Linked DNA regions of Homo sapiens: region 2 is linked to region 1. A link is a loop called in an ENCODE intact Hi-C map of the cell type or tissue named here. Cell type or tissue: mammary epithelial cell. All regions are shown on one strand. Each heading gives the region's core, and the rest is flanking DNA. Links, peaks and the distances in the headings are about the cores only. Region 1 overlaps PRKCA (protein kinase C alpha). Region 2 has its middle 9.3 kb from the start of CEP112.

What was found. Hi-C counts contacts between places; a loop is a spot of excess contacts. Peaks named below come from ENCODE experiments on the same cell type or tissue, not always from the same donor. Only the 100,000 strongest peaks of a DNase experiment are listed, where the experiment ranks them.
Region 2: a loop joins it to region 1, with 5 times the contacts of the local background. A loop is called at or near these places in 8 of 110 quality-filtered maps.

Annotation. Positions count from the first base shown.
Region 1 is chr17:66,708,723-66,724,280 of GRCh38, forward strand. All of the region lies in intron 8 of PRKCA (protein kinase C alpha), which reads left to right. Among named protein-coding and RNA genes, the nearest start is that of MIR634, 71 kb to the right of the region's middle. RefSeq lists enhancers at 5,081-5,140, 5,771-6,467, 13,514-14,015. In mammary epithelial cell, for the core only: a CTCF peak has its summit at 7,169 (motif pointing right); DNase peaks (open chromatin) are centred at 3,389, 7,209 and 9,209.
Region 2 is chr17:66,193,664-66,209,221 of GRCh38, forward strand. It overlaps the pseudogene PSMD7P1. Among named protein-coding and RNA genes, the nearest start is that of CEP112, 9.3 kb to the left of the region's middle. In mammary epithelial cell, for the core only: a CTCF peak has its summit at 7,136 (motif pointing right); a DNase peak (open chromatin) is centred at 7,178.

The DNA.
Region 1 (15,558 bases), core at 2,453-10,452:
ATATCCAAGCAAAGATCAGGCAACCCTCTGAGAAAGATGTAGGAGAAATGCCTGATTAAATTTCCTCTAAGGCTCTGTCCAATACCAAGATTGCAATAAGGGTGTTTTTGTTGCTATTGTTAGTTCCCTTTAATCTTGATGTGGATTAAGATCGCTATCCTAAAATAGAGTTTTTGGGGTTGGAACAAAATGGCCTATTTTAGGAACAATCATAAATGGATTTGTGATTACTGACTTTTAAAGGCCCATAATGATAAATTGGAATAGAAGATAACCCATACCTGGTAAAAGAGATGCAAAACTCATGATTTGACTAGTTTCTCATTTTAGTAGACAAAGCCTTACTGAGCACGTAGGATTGGTTTGCCTCTGATCTCCTCTGTTCAGGTTCAGGGCTGTGATGACCCATTCAGGCTGTGGGATTTTGGTTCAGAAATCTGATCATCTGATCCCTCTCAAATTCTCTCCTGGAAGCCACCTCTCACTGCTTATGAAGTTGGGGGATTACCCCTATGAATCCTTGTAGAGAAGTCTCACCTTCATGAATCCTTGTAGAGAAGTCTCTTTTGAGATGATTTCTTTTTTTTTTTTTTTTTTTTTTTTTTTGAGATAGAGTGTTGCTTTTGTTGCCTAGGCTGGAATGCAGTAACACAGTCTCAGCTCACTGCAACCTCCACTCCCGGGTTCAAGCAATTCTCCTGCCTCAGCCTCCCAAGTAGCTGGGACTACAGGCTTGAGCCACCACACCTGGCTAATTTTGTATTTTAGTAGAGACAAGGTTTCACCATGCTGGCCAGGCTGGTCTTGAATTCCTGACCTCAAGTGATCCACCCACCTCAGCCTCCCAAAGTGCTGGGATTACAGGCATGAGCCACCATGCCCGGCCTCTTCTGAGATGATTTTAACTTATTTTTCTCACATTAGTACTTGAGAAAGGAAAGTTATCCAGTTAAGATAGGTTTTTTTTTTTCCCTTTTTCTTTTTCGGTGGAAGTTGAAAGTAAAAAGAAAAGCAAACCCTGGTTGTGTGGCATTCAGTCAACTGGAGCTTGGTTAACTCACTGCCCACCAGCTTATGTTTCGTCAGTCATCTTGGGCACTTCCAAGATATTGAAGAGCCTTCTGAATCATCAAGAAAAAACAAAATCTTGTTACTAATAGTTTTCATGGTAAGCGGGTTTGGTTTCATCATCATTTATTGAAAAATGGCAATCTGTATATAACATTACTGGGCACCTTGCTATGTGCTACCTCAAACGAGTCGATTCGCCAAATACTCCAGGACCCCGTCATGTGAACTGGCCGATAGCAAAACACATCCCTGAATGTAGTGGAGCTGTTTGATGTGAGACCACTTTCAGACATGGAAATGCCACAAGGAGGAGAGAAGGGTCCTGTCCTCATAAAGCTTGATTCTAGGCCTTTCACTATTCAAACAAGGAAGAGTTACTTCCTACCCCTCCAAGGGTCAAATGAGACCTGCACCTGGGGTGCCTCCGGAGCAGAGTGCACTGGAAGGTTCACCGCACCTTCTCTCCTGACCCTGGTGCTGTGTCTCGGGGTCACCGTCTGTCTGCTGTGCCTGCCTGCATCATAATTGGAACCTGTGCTGTGTTGTACTCAATCTCGTTTTCTCACACCACTAATTGTGTGTAGCACTTCCTGTGTGTAACATTTCTCCTACTAACCTGGCAGTTTTTCTCCTCCTCCTGTCTTTTACAGGGCTGTCATGTCCGCTTCTTAAAGGTAGTTCTTCCTCTGCTCTTTCCTCATCCACTTTCCTTCCACAAAACACTTGCCTTGGTTTTTGTGGCTCCCGGGCCTCAGCCTGCAGCCATGCTCTCCACCCTTAAGGATGCACCGCGTGTTCTGGTAGCTTGAATCTCACACCTACTTGTGTCTTAGTCTGTGTGCTCCCTTCCAAGCAGCCACGGCCCTCCCATGAAAAAAAATGCCATGTCTTAATCACCCAGAGAATAGACCAGTCTCCCCTCCTCTTCAGATTAGGTTAGTTTAAAATTTTACCTGCTGGGCACGGTGGCTCACACCTGTAATCCCAGCACTTTGGGAGGCCGAGGCAGGTGGATCACCCGAGGTCAGGAGTTCAAGACCAGCCTGCCCAACATGGTGAAACCCCGTCTCTACCAAAAAACAAAAAAAAAAATACAAAAATTAGCCAGTCATGATGGCAGGTGCCCGTAATCCCAGCTACTCGGGAGGCTGAGGTAGGAGAATCACTTGAACCCGGGAGGCGGAGGTTGCAGTGAGCCGAGATCGCACCATTGCACTCCAGTCTGGGTGACAGAGTAAGACTCCATCTCAAAAATAAATAAATAAAATAAATAAATAAATAAATAAAATTTTACCAAGCAAATATCAAAACCTCCTATCAGTGATTAAAGTTCAAGTCTGTATTGAAAGCATCCATCCAATGAACAGAAAGAGTGCATCTTTAAATGGACAGCTCATTTTCCTTTCTTTCTGTTAATATCTTTCAATCACATATGAGTTAAGATTCATTTTAAGTTTTATAGGCATACATCTGCATTAGCATGCAATCAGTATGGTGTATTTACACTACATGAGTGTGTTCATATGGATGATGTAGTGTAATATATCATAGGCTGAAATCCTGTAATTGTTCTGATGTTCTTAATGCCTGACTTAATCCTTCTCACTCTTATTTCATTTTTTCTCATTTTTTAATGTTTTCCCAACTCAATCGTTGCAATCTAATCAACCATTCTATCCCCAAACTATGGAGGGGAATTTTGCAACTTGCATGTAAATGGTTTTAAAAACCTGGTCTATTATTGTCATTTCTGATAGCGCCACTCTCTTCTGGGAAGCTGGTTAGGGCCACACACCAGCTGTGCTCTCAGCGTATTGCCTGTGTTCGTAATTAAAATCAGCCCAAGATTGTCGCAGTGCTTTTATGTTCGCATTAGATCAAACTGGAAAATTTAAACCCTCAAATGCTCGGGTGGAGGATTTGCAAGGGGAGAAACCCTACTCCCCGACCCCAAGCTGGAATCCACATCTAATGCTCTCTCAAAAACACTGTCCTAAAGACAGCATCTAATAAATAATGTTTTTAGAGTTTCTCATCTCTAGAACTTGTATCTCACCCTGCAGATGTGCCTGTTAGAGGAACCACAGGAGATTTGTGACCTAGAGATACTGGAAATGAGAAAGAAAAAAAATATTCCTTGAGGTTTCCTAAGTCTTGCAGAGTGTGGTAAATACTGTGTGTGAAAACTGCCTTTCAAGGCTTCTGTTGTTACTGCCCCCCCTCCACCCCGCCCTTGTCTGTGTTTGAAAACCCTGTCCCATGATTCAATGCAGGGTGTTGACTTTGGATACACATCTCCAGAGGCTGGCCACACCTGAATACACTGAGCCTCTGTGCAACTTCTTCCTGTGGAGTAAAACCCTCCAGCATTCTCAGAGGAAAGAGGCACCTCTTGATCACTCCAGGAGGTGGAAACAGTTCCTGTTTAAAAACCAAGTAAACCCCTCTCATTGCACCCCCTGCTACTTCAGAGGAACACCTCCATTCTGATGGAAGGAACTCGTACTTGGGTCCTGGAACCCTATTTGGGACCCAAACCTCTCCCACTTGTGTGGCCTGACGTGCCTGAGTGCTGTTTGTGTCCTTTTTATTATGTTGAAAACTTTGTTATTCCAAAGAAACATCTGAATCACAGAGCTTAGTTTCCCAGCATGTCGGAAAGCTGGGTGCTGGTGTAAAAAACTCAGATGTGGCTGAAAAGGGAAGTAATGAGAGGGGAGAAAAATAAGAAGAAAGAGTTAGGGTGAGGCTTTCACCTCCCTGGGTTCTTGCCTGGCTCCTCCTAGCTCTAATGAAGGGCTGTCCCTGTCCCCTTCTCCTTAAAGACTGTCCCTCTTCTCCCACCTGCTGGGCAACGTGGCTGTCACCTCGTCATTCCAAGAAGGCAGCAGGGTGTGGCGAGGAAGTGCCACACTGCCTGGGTTCAAGGGTTCAAATCCCAGCTCCAATATTTCATAGCTGTATAGCCTGGAGCCATGCAGCTCATCTCTCTTGCCTCAGTTTCTCCAAGTCTAAAATGGAAATGGTAAAAGGACCAACCTCCTAGGGATGTTGGGAGGATTAAATGAGTAAGTATGGAAGGTGCCTAGAACAGTGCCTGGCTAGATTTGTGTTTGCTGCAGTCATTACTCAGCCTTTTCTCTGCCTTCCATCCCCAGGAATTATGAATTACAGAGTTTTCCCTAATGGAGGTGTCACTGTGCATTGCTGGTTTCCAAGAAGCCATTGCCAAGTTAAAGTGAACCCTTTGTTGTCCTTTTTTTTTTTTTTTTTTTTGAGATGGAGTCTCACTCTGTTGCCCAGGCTGGAGCGCAATGGTGCAATCTTGGCTCATTGCAACCTCCACCTCCCGGGTTCAAGCAATTCTCCTGCCTCAGTCTACCGAGTAGCTGGGACTACAGGCACGCGCCACCATGCCCGGCCAATTTTTTTACTTTTTGTAAAGAAGGGGTTTCACCATATTCACCAGGCTGGTCTTGAAGTCCTGACCTTGTGATCTGCCTGCCTCGGCCTCCCAAAGTACTGGGATTACAGTCGTGAGCCACCGCATCCGACCTCATTGTGCTTTCTAAACCACTCCCGGGCCCCAGTTGGGAGACCCCGGTTGTACATTAGGTACAAATAACCCATCAGATAGGAATCTGCTCCCCGTACCCCACCCTACTCCCACCTGCAGCAGTGAAGCAAGGCCATCTTGAATTCATTTAAGAACAGAGATGAGAAGTGTCAAGTCAACAAAGTCTCTTTTCTGACATGTTTTGTGTTGGTGCTTATTATGTTTCCTGTGTGGTTTTGTTATGAGGACAAGAAACAGGCTACTCTACCTGAGAAAGAAAATGTCACCCGCATGTTGGAAATTCACCCTGACCCAGGCAGTGATAATAGCGTGCCACCGCTCGCTCACACCTCTCTTCAAAGTGGCTTCCTTGGCTTGGTCATGAGCTAATCTTTACCTTGTGGCTTTTTCTGAAAATAGACTTGTCAACACTCAGTCCGAGTCTGGCCCCCAGTCACTGGTTTTCTCTGTTGACAGGCTGCAAAGAATCATGCAGGAAGGGCTCTGTCCATGAATTCCCAATGGTCATGGGTGGTCAGCCAGCTCAGAGCTGATGGTTTGGGTGGGGGCAGGCAGGACACAGCCATAGTCTCAGCTCTTACTAGGGGTATTCGTTTTGTGACTCACATTCCCCCAGGTGCTCACAGCCTGTAGATACCCTTAGGGTCACAATAATTGTATTAATTTAGACTCCCTGGCTCTCTCCTGGCCCATTGACAAAACCTCTGTTCACTTCCAAAGCCCAGCAGTTGCAGCTGGGAGATCCCAGGAGTATCTCGTGCGGTGGTGAAGTGATCCGATCACACACCTTTCCTCTCCGGTGTGAGGCCCTCTGCTTTGAGGCCACTTGCATCCCAGCCATGTTCCCCCCCACCCGCTGCTTCCTTTGGGGAGAATGCCCCCTTGTGAGTCCACGCCCCCCTCAAGCTGCCAGGCCTCATGCATGGGGCCAGAGAGCTAGGGTGCAAATACCATGTGTAAAGGGAAAAGTGTCCTGACCTCAGCTGCCCTTGTGCCCTCAGGCCTGTGCCCACCGTTGGAGACAGGAAACACCTACCTCCACCTTGCCCTCAGGCAGCCCCTCCTGCTGGAGACCAGCTCCTCAGTCCTGTCCAAGTCCCCTGAGGGCAGCTGGGAAGCCCCTGTCTTTTTAGGAGAGGTCTCACTGTTCCACCCCCTCGTCTCTTCCCCCTTCCTGGAATGGAAATTTGTCTTCTGACGCTGCCACCTGGCAGCAGGCGATGGCTGTGGCGAGACTACTCAGAATGGCAGCAGCCACCAGCCCCGAGCTCTGATCACTCCCTCACCACTGCAGGATGGCGAGGCTCCCAAGCCTGCAGGACGAGAAAGGGAGTGTTGACCCATTTTACAGATGAAGAAACAGGCCTCAGAGAAGTGTGCAGTGCCTTTACTGGTGTCCCAGACCGCTGCTGGCAGACCCCAGATCCCATGCTTGTCACCTTCCTGAGCGCCTAGTGAGCTGCCTGACACAGAGGGCCCAGAGAATAGCCCAGAACAGTGCAGCTGCTGCTAGCCTTGGAAGCAGGTGTCCCATTGAGCTATAATTAGGCCCCTTGGTTTTAAAAACTGGTGTGGATTAAAAAGGCTCAGTGAGGGTAGGATGAAATCAATGATTATGGAAATATTGTGCTAAATTTAATGACAGTCGGCCCTGCTTTCAAATTGCTTGCTCCTGTCAGAGACATTTTATAAAAATTTTCCGTTGAGTAGTTGAGCAGTGTATCCAGCATTTCGGGGATAGGATGTGTTTTGTTTTTTGGTTTTTTTTTTTTTCTCTGTGAGGATGCCCAGTCATCCTGTTTTTCCTTTCTGCAGCAGCTGCACAGCCATGGAGGGAAGGCTCTGGAACCTTCTTCCTTGGGGAACTGGGTTTTATTGCCAGTTATAGCTTGGGTGCGTTTTTTGTTACTGTTTTTTATTGACTTCAGGAGCTGCTGTTCTGTGCTCGCTTAGCTTCAATTGGATTTTCCCAGAAGTGGCTTTTTCATTGAACTCTGCCCTCGTGTAACTGTCGTTACTTCTCACTATTTTCCAGGTCGTTCTTTGTTTCTAAGATAAACACCGTGGCTCCCTCGGACCACTCCAGGGCCCCCTGCAGCCCTCACTGCCTCCCTTCCCCCCAGGCCCTTTCTTGGATCTGTGGCTTGCAGAGTCTGCACCCAGTCAAGGGTTTGGAAAGATTCGGGAGACACAGAAAGGCCTACAACTGTTTGGATCTTTGTTTTCTAGAAATAGAGCACCCAGAGATCTTAAAACCCACTTTTGGCATCTGTAGTTCCGTTGGCACTCTATAGTTCCGTTGGCATTTTGCAAAGTCCTGGCACTTACGTGAGTGATTCAGGTCATCTACTATAAAGGATACAGTTTTTTTTTTGCATCTGCGTAGATACAATTTTGTGTCTTGTTTGTGCCATCTTGCCCCATTTACTGGGACTTCACCTCGGTAAGGCAGACTAGTGAATCTTAGGTGGATCTCTGCTAAAAGATCCCAGCCAAACTGCAGTTGCTTCAGAAACTGAATACCACAAGAGGGCAGTAAAGATTTGCAAATGAAAGATTCCATGACACCTGCACACAACAAACAGCAATCAACTGTTGCCTGGATGTCTTTACATTTTAGTGGACATAGAGATGAGATCACCACCTTGTGCTCCCCATTGCTTCTTGGCTTTAGAGGATCTTCAGTGTGCTGCAAAGAAGTCAAGGGTTTCCCAAGAGCTGGATGGCTCCTTCAGTCTATTCTTGCTTGCACTGGGCCCCAGCCCATTTTCTATCTCCCCGGGTTTTTTTTTTTAGCACCAGAGAATTACCCACTTCGAAGCCATGTTGCTGACAGTCTGAAAAACTATTTACTTTGATGATGTTTCTGAGTTCATGTGATTCTTGACCCTGCCACAGCCAACCCATAAAGCCAGTGTGGTGGTAATTCCAAAGGGGAGCATTCGAGCAGGAAAAGGAATAGGTTTCCAAAAATGATTAAGTGCCCAAAGTTCTCGAACAATGCTATGTCATGGCTGTTGCAGTGCGCACTGGGCCTTCCTCTAAGCCGGGCATCAGACGCAAGTGTGCCATCAGCTAGCTCCCTGGTGGGAGAAAAACATTGTTGCAGATGGAAAAACTTAAGGTCATTGGTGGGGAATCCTCATGTAAGCCTGGAGATTTAGCAATTGGGGAGAACGCGGTACAAGGGCAAACCGCCTTTCCAGGAGGTGTTTAGCAGGTGAGACAAGGCGTGCACCACCAAGATTAGCGATCCTAACAGATGTGTCAATTATCAACAGACAAATCTGGGAAACAGGGAAAAATTTGGTTGGCTGCAAAGAAAATCACACACCGGGATACTAGAGGTGAATATTATGTGGTATGAAAAGAACCAAGCACTTCGCAGTTTCCACATCTGGCAAAGTGCCAACACGTCAGGGTCCCACGTTTCTCCTTGGAGAATGGCTCAGTTGCCATGACAACGGAGGCCCTCTCGCTGCCTGTGAATTTATTTTAACCGTGGCAACAGCCAAAGTGGGTGTGTCCATGAAAATATTTCTTGTTAAGAAAACGATTGAATGTGTTGCCCTTACATTTTGCTCTGCTGAATACATACTTCATTCACCACCATTGTATGGCTGCAAAATTTCCTTTTCCTGTGCTGCCTGGCATAGCAAGCATTGTGGAAGAGCCTGAATAGTGATTTAATTCTAGTGCTCTTGAGATTCTTAATTGTCGCTGTTGTGATAGATTAAGAAGATACAGACATTGTACTGAAATCTAACTGCAAATGAGGATGAGTGATTTGAGAACCTGCGTGATACAGGGCAAGGGTCATCGAACTGCAATCCACAGCCCAGACCCCAGCGGCTGCCTGTCTTCACCATTAAGGCTTTATTGGAACACCTTCCCTCCTTTACTCACTTTTGCAGCTTTCGAGCTACAATGGCAGAGTTGGAGAGTTACAACAGAGACAGTATTTGGCCCACAAAGCCACAAATATTTACTATCTGGACCTTTACAGAAAAAGTTTGCTCACCCTCGATGTAGGAGGAAGAGCACTAGGTTCAAAGGCTGGAGTTCTGGATTCAGAGCTCAGGATGGAAAACTGATTTAGACATATCGCGGTGCCCCCTGGGCTCATTCTCCTCATCTGTAACATGGGCAGCCTTGATGAGACTATCCCCAAGTTGCTTTTGAATTCTAAAAGCTCTGTCATCCTCCTGCTGTTAGTCAAAGATTACAGCCCAGATGGGGCAACCTTAGCACAGGGAAACGTACGGGATGATCCAGCATCTAGTTTCAGGGCCTCTGTAGAGAACAGAGCGTCCTTCTCTTCCTCCACCAGCACTGCCACGAAGCGGCGCAGAGGCTGTGGTGAAGTTAGCTCTCTAGACCTCAGCATCTTCATCTGCATCCTAGGCAGGTCAGACTCCCCAGGGACCCTTCTGTGGCTGACAGTCTGTGGTTCTGAGGCCCTCGCTGCAGTTGCCAGCAGGAGAAAGAATGACTCATGCCTGTGATTTGCTGGTCACCTGTGATTCCCGCCTCCGGGAGAAAACTCCAAGTAGCAGGTGTTGACCCAGTTGTGTGGGAGGAATCACCCAGGCCCTTATTTCCAGGTTGCACTTACAGATCGGATTGTGCAACCAGAAAAATGCCGTCAGAAGGAAGTGGGGTGGCTTGGGGGACTGACTTACTAAGGATCACTGTTAAGCTCTCCATACAAATTAGCTCCCCTTCTGTCTTAGTCCACTCGGGCTGCTATAGCAAAATACCATAAACTGCATGGCTTACAAACTGCATATGTTTCTCTCTCTTAGTTCTGAATGCTGGGAAGTCTAAAATCAAGGCAGGTGAGGTGTCTGGTGAAGGCTCACTTTCTGATTCACAGATGGCATCTTCTGGCTTTGCCCACACATGGTAGATGGGATGAGGAGCCTCTCAGGCCTCTTTTTATTAAAGTTTTTATTATTTAGAGACAGGGTCTCATTCTGATGCCCAGGCGGGAGTGCAGTGGCACAATCACTGTTCACTGCATCCTCGAATTCCTGGGCTCAAGCAATCCTCCTGCTTCAGCCTCCCGAGTAGCTAGGACTACAGGTGCACGCCACTGTGCCTGGCTAATTTTTAAAATTATTTTTTGTAGAGATGGGGGTCTCACTGTGTTGACTAGGCTGTTCTCAAACTCCCAGCCTCAAGCTATCTTTCTGCCTCAGCCTTTCAAAAATGCTGGGATTAGAGGCATCAGCCTGGGATCACACCCAGCTTCCAAGGCCTCTTTTATAAGGGCACTAATCCCATTCGTGAGGGATCCACCCTCATGACCTAGTCACCTTCCAAAGGCCCTGCCTCCTGACACCATCATCTTGGGGCTAAGGATTTCAACATGTGAATTTGAGGGAGACACATTCAAACCATAGCACCTTCCAAGACCACTTTCTGTGTTGTGGAAGAAAAGATGTGTTTTTGTTTTGACATCTGAACATAAAACACATATACACAGCCACATGTGAGAAAGAAGTACAGTTAAAAATTCCAACTGTGAATTTAGACACACAACCCAAAAGAAACCAAGAGCCTGCCTTCAGGAATTAGGCTGCCTTGACTCTGGGCTTCTTCCTCTTCTCTTTGACTATTCATGGTGAGATTAAAATGTCTGTCCTTGTGCAGCTGGGCACAAGGGTACTTGTTTGTGACCTCCCCAAAAAGGTCACAAACAAGTAATTAATGTTTCATTCATCCAGGAATCTATCCTGGGGACTTCAAGGATGCACACATATTTAGACCACAAAATTGTTCATCTGCATGTCATTGAAAACAGAACTAGGAAAAACCTAGGTGTCTAACAATAAGGAATGGTTACATCAGCTACAGTAGAGCCGTGTAGTAGGATATGATGCAGTCACTCAAATCATGTGGCAGAAGAGTGCTTATAACCAGAAGTTCACAATAAGCAAAGGGGAGAAGCAGGTTACAAACAATCTGATTCTATCTGTATCACATAGGAAATCATGAAAAGAAAGGATTAGGAAAATGTCCACCAGAATGTTATTAATGATTACCTCTGGGTAATAAAATTATAAGATTTTAGTATATATGCTGCCAAAATGAGTATAAAATTTTAGATGTTTTAGGCCAGCCGTGGTGGCTCACATCTGCAATCCCAGCACTTTGGCCGAGGTGGGTGGATCACTTGAGGTCAGGACCTCGAGACCAGCCTGGCCAACATGGTGAAACCCCGTCTCTACTAAAAATACAAAAATTAGCCAGGCATGGTGACATGTTCCTGTAATCCCAGCTACTCAGGAGGCTGAGGTGCGAGAATCGCTTGAACCCAGGAGGCAGAGGTTGCAGCAAGCCAAGATCACACCGCTGCACTCCTGTCTGGAAGATAGAGCGAGACTCCGTCTCAAAAATAAATAAAAATAAAATTATAGATGTTTTAAATTTTGTTCTCTTTTTTCTGATGTATCCATGCCTGTTAGATTTTCTAAAATGAGCAGGTATACTTTTACAACAAGAGGCAGCCTTGCTGTAGAAATTATTTTAAAGCAACATTTCTGCCTCTTAAAAATGTTATATGAAAAGCTGCCTTCCCCATATACTCTACTCATTGCTTCTGCAAATATTTGAGGACCACCATGCCCCAAACACCATCCTAGGCACTGGAGCTGTGCCGGGGAACAAAACAGACGAGCCGTGCGTGCTCATCCCAGTGGCCGAAGAAAGTAACAAACAAGTAGAGAAATACAGGATTGGTAATGAGAAGAGAGGGAGGGAGTATGCACCACAGAAACCGGTGCAGGGACAATGTCAGAAGGAGTAGGGAGCCTCGGGGCTAAAGCATCCTTTGAGCAGAGATAGAAGGGAGTCCCGTGCCTATCTGGGTCAGAGGAAGTGCCCAACTGCAAAGGCCCTCAGGCGGCAGCGTGCTTGGCGTGTCCCAGCAGATGAAGTATTGAGCCAGAGAACAGCGGACATTTTATTTACTCTAACTGTGCTACCCAGGAGGCTGTCATGCCCATTAAGTAGCATCATTTTAACCTGTTGCCCCGTTACCGAGTAGAAGATAATAGATATCATGACTTGGAGCTTATTAGAAATACACAGGCCATATTCCACTAACGATACCGTGAAAACCCTCAGTTCCTTTGTGGCTTTCTGCTTCGAAACACTTGATCTCTCTTAACTAACGTTGCAGTGGGTGCAGGTAAAGGCATTACCTTAGAGGTATGATGCTGTGCTGGGCATCCTTGGTTATATATGGCATGGCTATTTCTGTTAACCATGCCCTGTTACATGGAATAGCAATGAATCACCATCAGTGTTGTTTTGCCAGTGTTGTTCAGATTAGCTGTGAATACAGAGGACTTTCATCGTTGTACAAAAAATGGTAGGAGAAATCCACAATTATTCATTTGTTCCTATGGTTGGTCATCGTTGGCCTGTCCGTGGAATCTTAGAAGTAGAAAGAAGCTTCTGTTGTCATCTCTCCACACGTTGCAACTGTCTTTGATAAGTATATTACTCAAAGCCTTATTTTCGAGAATGCTAAGAGATCATGTATTTTTGAAGACATATTTACAAAATAGGTGAGAATGAACACATTTAAAGTGGAATGTAGTTACGTTACTGGAAAGAAGTCCCAATCCAGACCCCAAGAGAGAGTTCTTGAATTTCATGGAAGAAAGAATTTGGGGCAAGTCCACAGAGTAAAGTGAAAGCAAGTTTACTAAGAAAGTAAAGGAATAAAAGAATGGGCCGGGTGCAGTGGCTCACACCTGTAATCCCAGCACTTTGGGAGGCCGAGGCGGGCGGATCATGAGGTCAGGAGATCGAGACCATCCTGGCTAACATGGTGAAACCCCGTCTCTACTAAAAATACAAAAAAATTAGCCAGGCATGGTGGTGGGCACCTGTAGTCCCAGCTACTCAGGAGGCTGAGGCAGGAGAATGGCGTGTATCCGGAGGTGGAGCTTGCAGTGAGCCGAGATCGGGCCACTGCACTCCAGCCTGGGCAACAGAGCAAGATTCCGTCTCAAAAAAAAAAAAAAAAAAGAATGGCTACTCCATAGGCAGAGCAACCCCCAAGAGCTGCTGGTTGGCTATTTTTATGGTTATTTCTTGATCATATGCTTTAAAAGGTGTGGATTATTCATGAGTTTTCTGGGAAAGGGGCAGGCAATTCCCAGCACTGAGGGGTCCTTCCCTTTTTAGACCATACGGGGTAACCACTGGATGTTACCATGGCATTTATAGACCATCATGGCACTAGTGGGAGTGTCTTTTAGCATGCTAATGTATTATAATTAGCATATAATGAGCAGCAAGGAAGCCAGAGGGTCGCTTTCCTCGCCATCTTGATTTTGGCAGGTTTTGGCTGGCTTCATTACTGCATCCTGTTTTATCATGAGGGTCTTTATGGTCTGTACCTTCTGAGAACAGTCCTGCTGACCTCTTGTTTTATCCTGTAACTAAGAATGCCTGACCTCCCAGGAGTGCAAATGCAGCCCAACAGGTCTCAGCCTCATTTTACCCAGCTGCTATTCAAGATGGAGTTGCTCTGGTTTGAACACCTCTCACAATTAGACATTAAACAGTACTTCAGAGGCTGCCCAGGAGTTCTATGATGATGAGATGGACCCACCGGGAGCCCTGGAGTAATGGTTCAGTTTCTGATTCTTAACTGTAGATGAATCTTTGGACCTGTATTCATACTGGAGATAAATCAGCACCCCTTGTAAGAATTTCTGGACAGAGGGCTATTGTATTAGAGGTCAGAAATTTCTATTTTTATGGTCTGTCTGATTTTCCATATAGTGTATATTCATTATATAAAATTCAAACATAGCAGAGTGTCTATGGTATTAAGTTAAACCCTTTGAAATTGCTGTTAAGGTGGGTTAGACTGTCACACTGTCACAGCTTAGCAGCTGCAAACTTTTAACCTATTAGAAAATGAACGTCTCCAGCCATCCAGCCCCTCATAGATATACAATGTAAGTCATTTGTCACAACCACCCTCAATTTTAATTTGAAAAAACCCCTAATAGGGAGCTGAATGTGGAGAGCTTCTCACATTACACATGGATAGCTTCAGACACAGATGTTTTTACACATGTACCATAACCCCCATGTAGGCGAATTTGGGTTTGCAATATTCAGATTCATTTTGTATGATTTGCTTTACAGAATGCCACTGCAGGAGCTCTTTGAATTGTTAATAGCTTCAGTGATTGCAAACTATTGTGACTTTTCAAGAATGTATCTGTGGTATAAAGTGAGACGTGTCAGTCATCAGTAAATTTTCAAATGAGGAGGGAACACTGCCTGGTCTCACAGCCTGGTCTTCCAAGTGGCATCACAATGCCAAACTTGAACCAAACGTGAATATGCCATTTTTTGAGGAACCTAAAAATCCTGGATTCTGGGTTGTTGAATCATAGCCAATAAACTGTGAGGTACTTTAGTCCCATTTTGAAAAAAAGAGCATGCTACAGCTTCTGCATTTAATGTCACTTCATTCTATTCACAACATTACATATTGTAGTTCCCATTTTTATTTCCTTTTAAAAATTTGTGCCATTTTATTAAGTCAGGGTCTTTTCCTACTGCAGTCTTAACCCAGACCCCTTAGAGGGCTTCAGCAGGCTTTCCGGAAGTCAGGGTGGATAGCTAGAGCCAAGACCCATTGCCTCTCCTGCCCCCCTTAGGAGGGTGTGGGAGCCCACGGGGATGTGCCTCAACCTCACAACAGGTCATGAGCTCCTGCAAAGCCCATTTGTAGCCTCACACATCTCTGCAGGTCACAGGTTTCTGGTCTGTGAGTTAGCCCACAGAACTCTAGCCCAGGCAGCATGCAGTTGCTCATTGAATCCCAGAGGCCTTCAGTGTACAGTCACGGAGCAGGTGCATGCCAGAAGCTTGAAGGAAAGTGCAGTCTCCTGCACTTTGTCTCCTTTCTGGGTCAAAGCAAAGAAGACCAGAGTAATGTTGGGTGCGGTGGCTTCTGCCTGTAATCCCAACACTTTGGGAGGCTGAGGCAGGTGGATCACTTGAGGTCAGGAGTTCAAGACCAGCCTGGCCAATGTGGTAAAACCCATCTCTACTAAAAATACAAAAATTAGCCAGGCATGGTGGCATGCACCTGTAATCCCAGCTACTCGGGAGGCTGAGGCAGGAGAATCGCTTGAACCCAGGAGGTGGAGGTTGCAGTGAGCCGAGATCACACCACTACACTCCAGCCTGGTGAACAGAGTGAGACTCCGTCTCAAAAAACAAAAAAAAAAAAAGGAAGATGACGACCAGGGTGGAGGGAATAAAGCATGGGGTGCTACACTAGAGTCCTTTTGCAAAGGATACCTTATTTCACCTTCAGTGCAGTCCAGAGAGAGAGCCCAGCATAGTCCAGGGACACAGTCTTCTTACTACTATATTACAGATAAGGAACCGGGGGCTCAGAGAGGCAGTGTCATTTGTCCAGAGTCACACAGCAAAAATGGGTAAGATTAAGATTTGATCCGAGCTCTTTGGAATCCAAGTTCAGGGCTCTTTCCAGAGTTGCCCACTGGTTTTATATAATAATTGAAGACTGTGGACGGTGGAAAGGGTCTCAGAGACGAGTGAATTTGACAGGGATGTTGGAACTTGGAGAAATGTCCCAACTGTCTTAGATCAGCATTTCTCAACCTTAAATGTGCACAGGACCCACCCAAAGATTTTGTTTAAAATGCATGTTTGGACTTAGTAGATCTGGGATGGGGCCCAAGAGTCTGCATTTCTGCCAAGCCTCTAGCTGATGCTGCTGGTCCTAGGACCAGTGCCCAGCTACTTGGGAAGCTTAGGCAGGAGAATGGTGTGAACCCGGGAGGTGGAGGTTGCAGTGAGCCAAGATCGCGCCACTGTACTCCAGCCTGGGCGACAGA
Region 2 (15,558 bases), core at 3,594-11,593, 510 kb before region 1:
AGTAGATCTCCCTTCCCGCTTTTAAGAACAAGCTGATTGTCATTTTTTTCATTTATATATATCATTTTCATTTATATATTTTTCATTCATATATACACACACATGCAAATAAAAATATTAAGATATGCATAGAGAGTTTTATTATTTATGTTATATGTATATAACATGAAAGGGATACCAGCTTGAGCCTGAGCTGTGTTCACCTTAGAACTCAAGCCTACATGTCATGTTTAGACGACTGGTAGGCAAGTTTCACTTGGAAACTCCTTACCTGAGAACCAAGGAACCTCCTAGAAATTAAGTCATCCTGGCTGAGCATGGTGGCTCATGCCTGTAATCCCAGCACTTCGGGAGGCTGAGGCAGGTGGATCATGAGGTCAGGAGTTCAAGACCAGCCTGGCCAATATGGTGAAACCCCGTCTCTACTAAAAATACAAAAATTAGCAGGTGTGGTGGCAGACGCCTGTGATCCCAGCTACTCAGGAGGCTGAGGCAGGAGAACCGCTTGAACCCAGGAGGTGGAGGTTGCAGTGAGCCAAGATCACGCCACTGCACTCTAGCCTGGGTAACAGAGTGAGACTCTATCTCGAAAAAAAAAAGAAAAAGTAAGTCATCCTAAAGAGATCTGGTTCAATGGCAATATGCAAAATTGAAGGGGAAAGTGATGATGCATGAAGCAAAGTGTTGGCCGTGAGTTGCCCTTCATGTAGCATCTTCCTCTTTGTATAAGAGAGTGATTCCTAATCTTACAGTGTAAAGAACTTCCTTTGAGAATTTTCTTTTTTCTTTTTTTAGAGGCAGAGCCTGGCTCTGTCACCTAGGCTGGAGTGCAGTGGCATGATCATAGCTCACTACAGCCTCCAACTCCTGAGCTCAAGCAATCCTCCCACCTCAGCCTCCCAAGTAGCTCAGTCAGAGACAGAGCACTATGATAGGGTAGTTCCATCATACACAGAGCACCCATGTGACTCACCCTGGGGACCTCTACAAATATTTGGGAAGAAATTGCTGAACTCAGAGCCTATTCAGGAACCTCAAGGATGAAGCCAGGTAAATATTCTCTTGTCGGCCAGGCGTGGTGGCTCACGCCTGTAATCCCAGCACTTTGGGAGGCCGAGGCAGGCGGATCACGAGGTCAGGAGATCGAGACCCGCCTGGCTAACACGGTGAAACCCCATCTCTACTAAAAATACAAAAAAGAAAATTAGCAGGCGTGGTGGTGGGCGCCTGTAGTCCCAGCTACTTGGGAGGCTGAGGCAGGAGAATGGCATGAACCCGGGAGGCAGAGCTTGCAGTGAGTCAAGATCGTGCCACTGCACTCCAGCCTGGGCGACATAGCGAGACTCTGTCTCAAAAAAAAAAATATATATATATATATATATATATTCTCTTGTCACTGTTGTAGTGTAGCTCCAGGCTTATGTGGCCTAAAAAATGCAGTGTCTTATAAATGTTTTATGGCCAAACACCTATGGTAATCAATGAATTTTCCTTCTACGTCTAGTTACTGCATAAAGATAATAATCTTCCAACTCAATGTACATTTATTGAACATCAGGTATATGCAGGCATATTAAGGGAATGTTTCCTCCACTGGAAATGCTATGACACTTTGCTCTTCACCTTAGCTTAAATATCAGTACCTCAGAGAGGCCTTCACTGATTCTCAAACCAGCCCTTATTTCCTTTCAAATCCCCTGGTTCTCTTTTCTTCATTGCATTTATCAAAATTTGTCATCAAATATTAATTAGTGGAATCTATTTATTTATTTATTTATTTATTTGAGACGGAGTCTCGCTCTGTCGTCCAGACTGGAGTGCAGTGGTGTGATCTCAGCTCACTGCAACTTCCACCTCCCGGGTTCAAACAATTCTACTGCTTCAGCCTTCAGAGTAGCTGGGATTACAGGCGCGTGCCACCACACCCAGCTAATTTTTTATATTTTTGGTAGAGATGGGGTTTCACCATGTTGGCCAGGCTGATCTTGAACTCCTGACCTCAAGTGATCCACCCACCTCTGCCTCCTAAAGTGTTGGGATTACAGGTGTGAGCCACTGCACCCAACCCAGGTGTAATCTTTTAAAAATGCCTATAGTTTCCAAAAGAATGAAGACGATACCTGTTAGGTTCACCATTGCACAGACAGCACCTTGCAGGGTACCTACCATATAGAAACAATCCATAAATGTTCACTGAATCACCAAATGAATGAACATTAATTTTCGTGCTTTTCTCTGCACATGTGGTAGAATATGACCACCCTATGCATAAAGCTTCCAGTCTAGAAACCCGGAAGACTAACTTTTCTGAATATAAATCTCTTGCTACGGAGAGTGAAACTGAGTGATCTAATTTGAATCAGGTAAGCACAATTAGTCCAATGAGATATGGCCAGGAGATAGGGCATCCTATTGTATAAACATGACTTTCTTAGCTCATCTTTGCACTTTGGGGAGAGGGTTTGGGGTTATTTTCTCAGAGGACTGAACTGATGGGTAAACCCAAATGGTTCTAACTACAACAAAGATTCTGGACTTATGAGAAAAAAGATAAGTCTCTACCCTCCAAAAATTTATGAGATAGTAGGAGGTAATAAGACAAATACCAAATAACCACATTTCAACTCAGATTATGTCACCTGGCTTAAAAGGTATATAAATAATGCAGCTGGGCGCGATGGCTCACGCCTATAATCCCAGCACTTTGGGAGGCCGAGGTGGGCGGATCACAAGCTCAGGAGTTCGAGACCAGACTGACCAACATGGTGAAACCCCCATCTCTACTAAAAATACAAAAATTAGCCAGGCTTGGTGGTGGGCACCTGTAATCCCAGCTACTCAGGAAGCTGAGGCAGGAGAATTGCTTGAACCCAGGAGGCAGACATTGCAGTGAGCCAAGATCGCACCACCGCACTGCAGCCTGGGTGACAGAGTGAGACTCTGTCTCAAAAAAAAAAAAAAAAGATATAAATCACGTTTTGGGATAGAGAGGAAATAAAGAAAACACCGTGCTGTGCTTATAAAGTCAGCATAGGAAAATATATACAGAACCTTGTTTTATCTTTGATAAAAAGAGAGTGACATTGAAACACTATTTCTATTGAAAATATTGTTTCCTAACAGCTACAAATGACTTAAATGAAAGTAGGTTTGTTTCAAAAACAAATGACATCTTATCTCAATTTTTAAAAATCAAATGGTGACATTGTTGATAATGGTAGTACAAAGAGGACCCTAAAAATAATTGTTTTTATTTTCTGTGTGGGAAGATAACTGTGCTATACTTCCCATGTTGAAAGGGATCTGCTTATTTTCAAAATATAAACTTAAGAATTAGTCTAGATGACATTGAACAATGTGAATTCAATTATTCTCTACAGAAAAAATCAATAGGAAAATGTGAGCTTTTATTAATTAGAAAGATAATTATTCGTCTGTAATTTGAACTAATCTGTATCTTGAAGGATTAAATCTGATGATCTGTATAGATATGTATGTGTGTATATATATATATATATATATTTTTTTTTTTTTTTTTTTGAGACAGAGTTTTGCTCTTGTTGCCCAGGCTGGAGTGCAATGGCGTGCTTACTGCAAACTCCGCCTCCCAGCTTCAAGCGATTCTCCTACCTCAGCCTCCCCAGTAGCTGGAATTACAGGCATGTGCCACCACACCCGACTAATTTTTTGTATTTTTAGTAGAGACAGGGTTTCTCCATGTTGGTCGGGCTGGTCTCGAACTCCCGACCTCAGGTGATCCACCCGCCTTGGCCTCCCAAAGTGCTGGGATTACAGGCATGAGCTACCGCACCCGGCCAATCTGTATAATTTAAACTCTTGCTCCATAAAATTAAAGTAACTATAGTGGGAGACCTAGAGATTACCGTTGTTTGTTTAAGCCACTGTTATTTGGGTTTTTTGTTTTGCTGAGGGAAGAAGAGCCTGGGCCTGATGGAGCCCCAGGGAAATCACTACCGCTGCCGGTGTTTGCAGGTAGCAGGGAGCCAGGCCTGGGCGAGGTGTGTCTCGATGCCAGAGCTGGTAGTACAGAAGGTGGTGGGCCATCCCCGGTGCTGCTCAGCGTGGTGGATCATTTCAACCGAATCGGCAAGGTTGGAATCCAGAAATGCGTCATTGGTCTGTTTTGGGGGTCATGGCAAAAGAAAGTACTTGATGTATTGAACAGTTTTGCAGTTCCTTTTGATGAAGATGACAAAGACAATTCTATGTGGTTTTTAGACCATGATTATTTGGAAAACATGTATGGAATGTTTAAGAAAGTCAATGCCAGAGAAAGAATAGTTGGCTGGTACCACACAGGCCTGAAAATACACAAGAATGGCATTACCATCAATGAACTCATGAAAAGATACTATCCTAACTCGGTATTGATCATTATTGACGTGAATCCAAAGGACCTAGGGCTGCCCACAGAAGCATACATTTCAGTGGAAGAAATCCAAGATGATGGAACTCCAACCTTGAAAACATTTGAACATGTGACCAGTGAAATTGGAGCAGAGTAAGCTGAGGAAGTTGGAGTTGAACACTTGTTACGAGACATCAAAGACACAACACAACGGTGGGCACTCTGTCCCAGCGGATCACAAACCGGGTCCATGGTTTGAAGGGACCGAACTCCAAGCTTCTGGATATCAGGAGCTACCTGGAAAAAGTAGCCACAGGCAAGCTGCGCATCAACCACCAGATCATCTACGAGCTGCAGGACGTCTTCAACCTGCTGCCAGATGTTAGCCTGCAGGAGCCTATTAAAGCCTTTTACCTGAGGACCAATGACCAGATGGTGGTAGTGTACTTGGCCTCACTGATCCATTCTGTGGGCCTCACTGATCCATTCTGTGGTCGCCCTGCACAACCTCATCAACAACAAGATTGCCAACCAGGATGGAGACAAGAAAGAAGGGCAGGAGAAAAAAGAGAGCAAAAAGATAGAAAAGCTGACAAGGGGAAAGATAAAGATAAGGAAAAGAGTGATGTAAAGAAAGAGCAGAAAAAGTAAAACGTGTATTAAATAGCTTTTTTATGCCTGTAATCCCAACATTTTAGGAGGCCAGGGCGAGTGGATCACCCAAGGTCGGGAGCTCGAGACCAGCCTGACCAACATGGAGAAACCCCGTCTCCACTAAAAATACAAAATTCGCTGGGCATGGTGGCACATGCCTGTAATCCAGCTACCCAGGAGGCTGAGGCCAGAGAATCGCTTGAACCTGGGAGGCATAGTTTGAAGTGAGCCAAGATCACACCATTGCACTCCAGCCTGGGCAACAAGAGCGAAACTCCGTCTCAAAAAGATAAATAAATAAAATTAAAAATTAAAAGTAAAAAGTTTTCATGGTTTCAAAGTTTCATTTCCCTTATAAGGAAATTGAAAAATACTGGAAAGTTTAAAGAAGAAAAGACTTATGTGCAATCCTGCCATTAAGTAATAACTACTATTAACATTTGTATATATTTACTCAAATTTTTATATCTATATTATCATTTTTAATATCTACTTATTATGTCATCATATGGATATGATAATTTTCTCAATTACTCTCCTGTGTTTACCAATTCTTGCCCTTATAAATAATGTTGCAATGAATGCCTTTGATTATATACATCTTGGTTGAAATTTTAGCTCTCTCCATAAAAGATATTCTTATGGGCATTATAAAAGCATTAAGGCTTTTGATCAGTACTGCCAAATCACTTACTGGAAGTATTTTTCAAATTGCAACTTCACTCAATGGTCTGTGCGAATGACTGTCTCACATTAATGGTTTTTTAGATCTGTGCTAATTGTGTGTAAAAAAAAAAAGCATCCCTTTTTACTTTGCATTTTTCACTATTAGAGAAGTTGAAATATTTAAATATCTCTATTAGTCTTTTATTCTTCTGCAAAGTATCTCTTTTGTCCTTTATCTATTTTTGTGGAACTTTATATATAGTTATATGGATATATTAGACAGATATAAGTATCTTCCATATTTTTAATTTATTGTTTCAAAATTAGCAATATGCATAAGCTAACATTCAAAGCAATCAAATTTCCGTGATTCACCATTTTGCATTATTAAGATACTCCATCATTAGAGTGAAAAATGTAAATGACTTTTAGCTATCTAGATGGAAAACAATTTGTAAATACCAAGAATTGTAATTATTATATAAACACATTAGAGACAAATATGAAAACAATCCTGTACCTGGTAAATTCCTTAAACTGAATGGTAAGTAATGCAGAACTTTCTATTTACAGACCACAGAAGTATAGATTATACCACAAATGAATGCATTATAGGCCAGGCACAGCGGCTCACGCCTGTAATCCTAACACTGTGGGAGGCCGAGGAAGGCAGATTACTTGAGCCCAGGAGTTTCAGACCAGCCTAAGCAACATAGCGAGACCCTGTCTCTATTTTTTTAATAGAATAAATAAATAAATACAGTATAAAGATTGCAGAAACTAAGAATGAGGAGGCATATTTTCTTTTTTTCACTACTAAGAAAAGAGTCACTGCCTTTAGCACAGTGACTTTGGATTTCTTCCTTATGCTAGAACTAAGCAATATTCACCATTTCATTCCTCCTTCTGCTGCTTTTTCTATCTTAGCCTCTTGGGCAATTCATGCTATAGGATATTAACAGAGATAAACTGGCTACTCTTTCTCCCTTCCCTTCAGTGATATACATATTGCCATAATGCCCTAGCCAGTATCCATAAAAACTAGCAACCTAGGATACTTCCAAGCCTTGAATATACAACAATCTTTTCTACCAACTTGTTTCAGGAGTAGGCTGTAAAACTCCAACTTTAGAATGCAAATATTTCCAGGAAGCTACTGGGAAAAATCATAGCTTAACTAGCAGTATAAAAATGGTACGAAAGAAATCATTCTGAAGTTTAGATATCTGGTTCTGTCATTTATTAGCTTTGTGACCTCGGTAAACTAAGTTACATAATCTTCCTGAGCTTCAGTTTATTTATTTTCCTTATGGGATGATTGGGGAGATTGAATTAACAGAGGTGAGATATGTAGAAAAATGTACCCAGTGCCTGACACAGGAAACTTCAATATGAGGGCTTCTTTTCTTTCCCAACTGTTTTGCCAGCACTTTGGAAAGGAATAGATGCCACTAGGAGGCAGCAATGGCACACAAAGAACTAATTATCATGTGCACGTGCATGCGCAGACACACACACACACACACACACACACTCACATGCATACGCATGGGCACATACACAAAGCACACACACTCAAACCACATACACAAATCCACATGCATGCCACACATACCACATATATACTCACACTCACACAAAAGCAACAAATATTTGCACAGCAACCACATACACACCCACACACAGGCATACTGGCACACACATGCACACAGCTCAAGTTGTTTTCTTTCCTTTTCTTTCTTTCTTTTATCTTTTTAATCTTTTATTGAGAGATTAAAGCAGGGAATGATCCTCAGGTTAATAGATAGGAAATGTCACTGAGGAATAGTACTTATTATTAAGTTTGGGGCACAGGAAAGAGATCCTATATATTGAAAGATTGGTCCATGTATTAGAAACGAGAGAATTATGTTATAAACTTCTTGCAGAAATATAGCATAAGAGATACGTGAAAACATTGATTCCTTTGCATTTAGAACGCCGTCCTGCCATAAACCAAGAGAAAAAAGACGGTCATTGAGAAGCACCTTCAGGGACCAACTTGTCTTGGAAGAAGACCTCCCTAGCCATGTGCATTTATAGAGTGTATAGTTATATAGTTATATGCATTTGTAGAGTTACAGTTATATAGTATAGAGTTCATTTAGTCTATGATTGCTAGGTGAGTAATATTACTTTGGGAAGATTCAGTTCAACTGTGCAAAAATAGAGGATGGGCGGGGCGCAGTGGCTCACGCCTGTAATCTCAGCACTTTGGGAGGCCGAGGCGGGCGGATCGTGAGGTCAGGAGATCAAGACCATCCTGGCTAACACGGTGAAACCCCGTCTCTACTAAAAATACAAAAAATTAGCTGGGCGTGGTGGCGGGCACCTGTAGTCCCAGCTACTCGGGAGGCTGAGGCAGGAGAATGGCGTGAACCCGGGAGGCGGAGCTTGCAGTGAGCCGAGATTGCGCCACTGCATTCCAGCCTGGGAGACAGAGCGAGACTCCATCTCAAAAAAAAAAAAAAAAAAGGAGGATGATAACCAGCTCCTTATGGTTGTGGTTCTTTCTTCACTAGGCTACCTGTGGCGGTTAGTACTTCCTGTACCATCTCCAGTAGGGGGAGATCACCGCAAACTATGGCTAGGGAGGGTACGGCACAACTGTGATGACAGGCAACCTGGTGATCAAAGCATTTAAGAAGAAAAACACTTGAAAAAGGGAATCTACTTATGGCACAAAATAGACCACATAATCACTAAATAGAGGGGCTGCAATTGGGCAGTTTCTACCGATGGACTCCTCAAATCCAAATTGCCTCTTCCAATTACAAAAATAGCAGATTTTTATTTCTGTGAAAATACGATTAAATGAGAGGAATCAGGACTATCGTCTAAGCTCTAAAGTCTGCTCTGATTATTTTTCAGTGATCCAAACCTATCCAGCCCCCTAAAATGCCTTCCAGTGAACAAAATGGCACAAAACACAACCTTCAACAAACTTGCCATATCCCAGGAGCTTCTTTGTAGAATAGGCTGGGGAAGGGAGGAGTGTTGGAAAAGTGCTAAGGGTTTAAAACAGAAGTGCTGAGGTGTCAAAGTTAGGCATGCTGACTATCTGGTGCTATCAAAATGCAGACCTAATTATTGTGTATATGAGTAGTGCATGTGTACATAAATATGTGTATGTATTTCCTAGCTCTGTCTGTTGAAGAAGACCTAGAAGCAGTGATGCCTCTGTATCAATGAGCACTACACCCAGACACAATGCAGACCTTGATTTCTTTTTTTTTTTTTAAGACGGAGTCTCACTCTGTCACCCAGGTTGGAGTGCAGTGGTGAAATCTCGGCTCACTGCAAGCTCCGCCTCCCGGTTCACATCATTCTTCTGCCTCGGCCTCCAGAGTAGCTGGGACTACAGGCGCCCGCCACCGCGCCCGCCACCATGCCCGGCTAATTTTTTGTATTTTTAGTAGAGACGGGGTTTCATCGTGTTAGCTAAGATGGTCTCGATCTTCTGACCTCGTGATCTACCCACCTCAGCCTCCCAAAGTGCTAGGATTACAAGCGTGAGCCACCACGCCCGGCCCAGACCTTCATTTCTAAACACCGTTATCTTCAGTTCATTGGGGAAATGGCTGAGGTTTAGAAAGCTGAGGTTTACAAATTATGACAAGCTTGGAGTATTGTGTTTTAACCAAAAGCATGGTGGTGCACACCTGTTGTCCCAGCTACTGGGGAGGCTGAGGCAGGAGAATTGCTTGAAGCCAGGAGGCAGAGGCTGCAGTGAACCGAGATCGTGCCACTGCACTCCAGCCTGGCTACAGAGTGAGACTCCGCCTCAAAAAAAAAAAAAAAAAAAAGAAGTGGTGGAGCAAGATGGCCACATAGAGACCTCCAGTGATCATCCCCCTCACAGGAACACCAAATAGAACAACCATCCATGCAAAAAAGCACCGTCATAACCAAAAATCCCTGTACCTGGCTTTAAAATTATATCAAGGAAAGGGGCATTGAAGAGGCTGGGAAAGACAATCTCGAGTTGTCGACACCACCCCTCGCTCTTCCCCATCAGTGGCCATGTGGTGCAGAGGGAGAATCTGTGTGCTTGGGGGAGGGAGTGTGAACTGTTTGTTGGACTTTGCATTGGAATTCAGTGCTGTCTGTCACAGCAGAAAGCCACACAGGGCAGAATTCACCTAGTAACCACGAGGGAGCATTTAGACCAGCCCTAGCTGGAAAAGAATCATCCATCCCAGCAGCCAGACAGAACTTGAGTTCCAACTAGCCCCACTACCATGGGGTAAAGTGCTCTGGGGTCCTAAATAAACTTGAAAGGTGGTCTAGGCCACAAGGACTGAAATTCCTAGGCAAGTCCTAGTGCTGTGCTGAGCTGGAGCCAGTGGTCTTTTTGTGCACACAACCTGTGAGACACCAGCTGGGGTGGCCAAGGGTGTGCTTGTGTTACCCCTCCCACGACCTCAGGCAGCACAGCTTGCAGCTCCAGGAGAGACTACTTCCTTCTGCCTGGGGAGAGGAGAGAGGAGGGTAAAGAGAACTTTGTCTTGCAACTTGCATTCCAGCTCAGTCACAGTAGAATAGGGCACCAGGCTGAATCCTGAGGCCCCCGTTCCAGGCCCTGTCTGCTGGACAACGTTTCTTGACACACTCTAGCCACTGTCTTAAAGAGAAGTACCGGTTCAGGCAGGATTCATTACCGGATGATCCAAGAGTCCTCGGACTTGAATTAACACCACCAGTTGCCAGGCAGTACTCACCACAAGACTTGAGTGAGATCCCGCGCCATGCCGACTTCAGGTGTGACCCAGCACATTTCCAGCTGTGGTGGTCACAGGGAGAGACTCCTTCTACTTGAGGAAAGGAGAGGAAAGAGTAAAGGGGCTTTGTCTTGCAGCTTGGGTACCAAGTCGGCCATAGTGGGATAGAGCACAAAGCAGGATCCTGGGGTCCCTGATTCCAGGCCTTGGCCCCTGAGTGGCATTTCTGGACTTGCTCTGAGCCAGAGGGGAGCACAGTGCCCAGTGCATGAAGGAAGAGACTGAAGCCTGGCAGCCTTCACCACAAGCTGACTGAAGAGCTCTTGGGCCTTGAGTGAACATCACTGGTAGCCAGGCAGTGATCACTGCAGGCCTGGGATTGTGGTGACTAGGGGGAGAGACTCCTTCTCCTTGAGGGAAGAAGATGGAAGAGTAGGAAGGACTTCATCTTGCGGTTTAGGTGCCAGCTCAGGCGCAGTGGAAAGAGCACCAGGTAGATTCCTAACGTTCCCAAGTCCAGGCCCTGCCCAGACAGCATTTCTGGACCTGCCCTGGGCTTAGGGAGAGCTCACCACCCTGAAGGGAGGGACACAAGCCTGGCTGGATTCGCCACCTGTTGACTAAAGAGCCTTTAGGCCTTGAGTGAACAACAGACGGTAGCCAGGCAAGACCCAGTGCCGTGCTGGCTTCAGGTCTGACCTAGTACAGTCCCAGTTGTTGAGGCCACAAGGCTGCTTGTGTCACCCAGCTCCAAGCAGTTCAGCATGGAGAAAGAGACTCTGTCTGGGTGAAAATAAGAGAAGAGAGCAAGAGTCTTTGCCTGGTAATCCAGGGAATTCTCTTGGATCTTACTTAAGACCACCAAAGTGATACCTTAAGAGCTCTGCAAGAGTCATCATTGCTGGGCTTAGGGTTCTCCTAGTGCACATATTGTTGCAGTGACCAAAGACTTAGATCACAACACTCGATTGCCTTTGAATACTTGGAAAGCCTTCCCAACAAACAAGCCCAGACTGCAAAGACTGCAATAAATACCTAACTCTTTAATGCCCAGACAACAATTAATATCCATAAGCATCAAAACCATGCTGGAAAACATGACCTCACCAAATGAACTAAATAAGGCAACAGTGACCTATCCTAAAGAGAGAGATATGTGACCTTTCCTACAGAGAATTCAAAATAGCTGTTTTGAGCTTCCTCAAAAGTCAGGATAATACAAAGAAGGAATACAAAAGGATAATACAAAATTCAGAAAAGTACAAAGAAGGAATTCAGAGTCCTGGGCCGGGCACGGTGGCTCACACCTGTAATATCAGCACTTTGGAAGGCCGAGGCGGGCGGATCACCTGAGGTCGGGAGTTCAAGACCAGCCTGACCAACATGGAGAAACCCCATCTCTACTGAAAATACAAAATTCACTGGGTGTGGTGGCGCATGCCTATAATCCCAGCTACTCGGGAGGCTGAGGCAGGAGAATTGCTTGAACCCGGGAGGCGGAGGTTGTGGTGAGCCAAGATCGCACCATTGCACTCTAGCCTGGGCAACAAGAGAGAAACGCTGTCTCAAAAAAAAAAATTTGTTTTTTAAATAAAATTAGGAAGTACCCAAAGGATATGGAGACATATCAAAAAGACACATGAGCCACTTGAAGTGGCTCCCACTGATCAATTCTGTGACAACTCAAGCATCAAAATAATTAATTATATTAGTGAATCATAACTCACTGAATAAGGATCCATGTGTTCACACTAATATTAATTAACTAATTAATTTGGGGAAATGGGAAAGTACTCCCTTACAGCAGAATGAGAAATAATAAATGTAGAAGGAGTGATAAATTTAAAAATTACTTGTTGGCAACCATCACAAAAACAATTGATTTAGGTAAAAATCTAAAATTACTGGATGAAAATTTGATGAAAAACAGGATATCCACATAGTTGTGAAGTATCTCCCCATGAGATACTGATTAATTAATTACAAAGGACAATATAGTAAGATTACAATGTAGAAATCTGGCAGACATCAGATTTCTAGCCAAGTAATCATAGTTAACATTACCAATAGTAATGGCATAAATTGATATCATGTACTTCCTGATATGATGCACTAAGAAGATTACAATCTCACTTCTCTTGTAATCCCGGCAACAATACAACTGAAATCGCGTCATAACATAACTTCAGACAAACCCAAATGATTGTCCTCTACTCTTTAAAAATATTAAGATTGTGAGGGGGCACAGTGTCTCACCCCTGTCATCCCAGCACTTTGAGAGGCCAAGGTGGGCAAATCTCTTGAGGTCATGAGTTCAAGACTAGCCTGGCCAACATGGTGAAACCCTGTCTCAACTAAAAAAAAAAAAAAAAATTAAATAGGCATGGTGGTGGGCACCTGTAATCCCAGCTACTTGGGAAGCTGAGGCAGGAGAAGTTGCAGTGAGTGAGATCACACCACTGTACTCCAGCCAGGACAACAGAGCAAGACTCCATCTCAAATATATATAGATTGTAAGAAAGGAGGAAGAAAAATGGAAGAACTCTTCTAGATCTAAGAAGACTAAAAAGCAGGGCCATCTCATCTACAGTGGAGAATTAGATGCCACTTGAGAAACAATTTCTAATATACTAGATGCTTGGCACCAAGTGACCAGGCAGTTACAGCTGCCCATCACCAGCTATATTCTGTCATACCCACCAAGTCATGAGGTCAAGTGTGCCTAGCAACAACTCATGATAAGATGATAATGGATATACCCTGAAGCTACGTGATCAGAAGGTCAAAACTCCACATCATCCATCACTGTTGTACTAATGGCATTCCTAAGTGCACATCTATAGCCATATGACCCCATATGATCCCGTAGGACCAGCTTAGAGCGGAGGAAAAAGCCTGAGCTTGGTTCATGGATATGAAGGTCTGTACATGTGTGTAGGTAAAAAAAAGGATGACAGCTACAATACAGCTTATTCAAAGAGCATCTTGAAAAACAGTGGTGAGAAAAAGTCCTCCCCATGGGAAGAATTTTGGATGGTCATCTTCCTTGTGTGGAAAAAGAAGTGGCTTATGATTAGAATATATATGAACTCATAGGTAGTGGCTTGACAGAGTCTGAGAGGTGAGAAGAAAGATGGGTAGATCAGGTACAAAGAGGACTAGGAGTAGAGGCATGTGAATGAATAAATGGGGTGGGCACAAAGTGTGAAGATCTTTGATGCACATGTTAACTCCCACTAGCAAGGTACTACATAACCAGATAGAGAAAAAGACTCAGCCAGTTGACAGCATCTGGCCTCTAACACTGGCCACCCCAGTGCTGGCATAATGGCCACATGACTGAAATGGCTATGGTAACAAGGATGGAGATAATTCATAGGCCCAACAGCATGGTCTCCTACTTATATAGATTGATCTGGATGCTGCCTTGGTTGAATGTCCAACCTGGCAAGCAACAGAGACCAGAGGCCAATGTTGAGCCTCCAAGATGACACTATCTCACAAGCAGATCCACTGGCACATAAGGTATCAAGTTGACTGCATTGGACCTACTTCTACTGAAGGAGTACAGATCCATTATGCTGGGAATCAATACTTATTTGGATATGCATTTGTTTTTCCTGCATCACTATCTGAGGACTTACGGAGTTCGAATCCACTGATACAGGATCCCACATAACATTGTATCAGACCAGATAACCCATTTTATAGTAAAGGAGGTATGACAATAGGCCCCTGACCACAGGACCAACTGATCACATTACCTACCAAACCATCCAGAAGCTGCCAGCTGATAGAACCTTGAAATGGCCTGTTGAAAGCATAATCAAAGCACCAGCTTTGAGATATGATCCTCTATGATGAAGTATATACTTTAAATCAAACATCTTCATTGTCTCCCCAGTAGGAACAATACATGGGTCTGGGAATCAAGGATTTGAAGCAGCAGTGGCCAAGTTATTATCTCTCCCCTTGACTCACTTGGGGACACTTATGCTTTTGTTCCACATCTGAAATCTATAAATAGTTTAAAAGGCCTTGTTTCCAAAAGGGAAACACTTCCACTAGGGGCACAGCAAGTCCTATTGAACTATAAACTACAGATGGTGCCTGGCAACTTTGGGCTCCTTTTGCCAAGGAACCAGCAAGCAAAGATCTCACCATCTTAGAAAGGGTCATTGACTCTGATCATCAGGAGCAAATAGGGCTGCTGCCTCCTCAGTACTCCTTGATACAATTTTGATTATAAAAATCATAGAAACATCAGAAAGGCATAGAGGCCTTTCAGACCCCTCAAGGATGAAGGTCTTTGTCACACCACCAGAAGAGCCACTGAGACCAACAGAAGAGCCAGCCAAGGATGAGGAGAATACGAAATGGATGGTGGTGGAGGAAGAAGATGAGTATCAGTTGCAGTTCGAAGGCCAACTGCAGCATCAGGTGTTGTAGTTTATCTCACTAACCTTACTCTACTGAGTTTCACCCAAGAAAAGAGGTCTATCAGAATCCTGGAGGAGCTATTCTCAGAAAGCATACAAAGCAGTGGATCAAGCAAAAAAAAAAAAGAGTGTATTGTCATGGGTACTGTACTGTGCCATCCAATTTTCCTTTAAGGACTGAAGGGCAATGAATTGAGGGAAGTCACAGGTAAACAGTAAAAAATTGAGGCTCTCTTCCAATAGCCCAAAGGGAATTGAATCATGCCAACAACCACTGAGTGAGCTTGGAAGTGAATCCTCCTCCACTTGACCCTTCAGATAAGACTGCAGCCCTGGCCAACCCCTGACATTCTGTAGAAAATCAATTGACTATAATGTGTGAGTTTATTTTTGAACTGCCTATTCTCTTACATTGGTCTATGTGTCTGTATTTTTACCAGCTGATTTGATTACTATAGCTTTGTAGTATATTTTGAAGTTAGATAATGTGATGACTGTAGCTTTGTTCTTTTCATTCAAGATCGCTTTGGCTCTTCAGGGGCCTTTGTAGTTTCATACAAATTGTTTTTTCTATTTCTGTGAAAAATGTCATTGGAATTTTGATAGGGATTGCACTAAATCTGTAGATCACTTTGGGTAACATGGACATTTTAACAATATTAATTCTTCC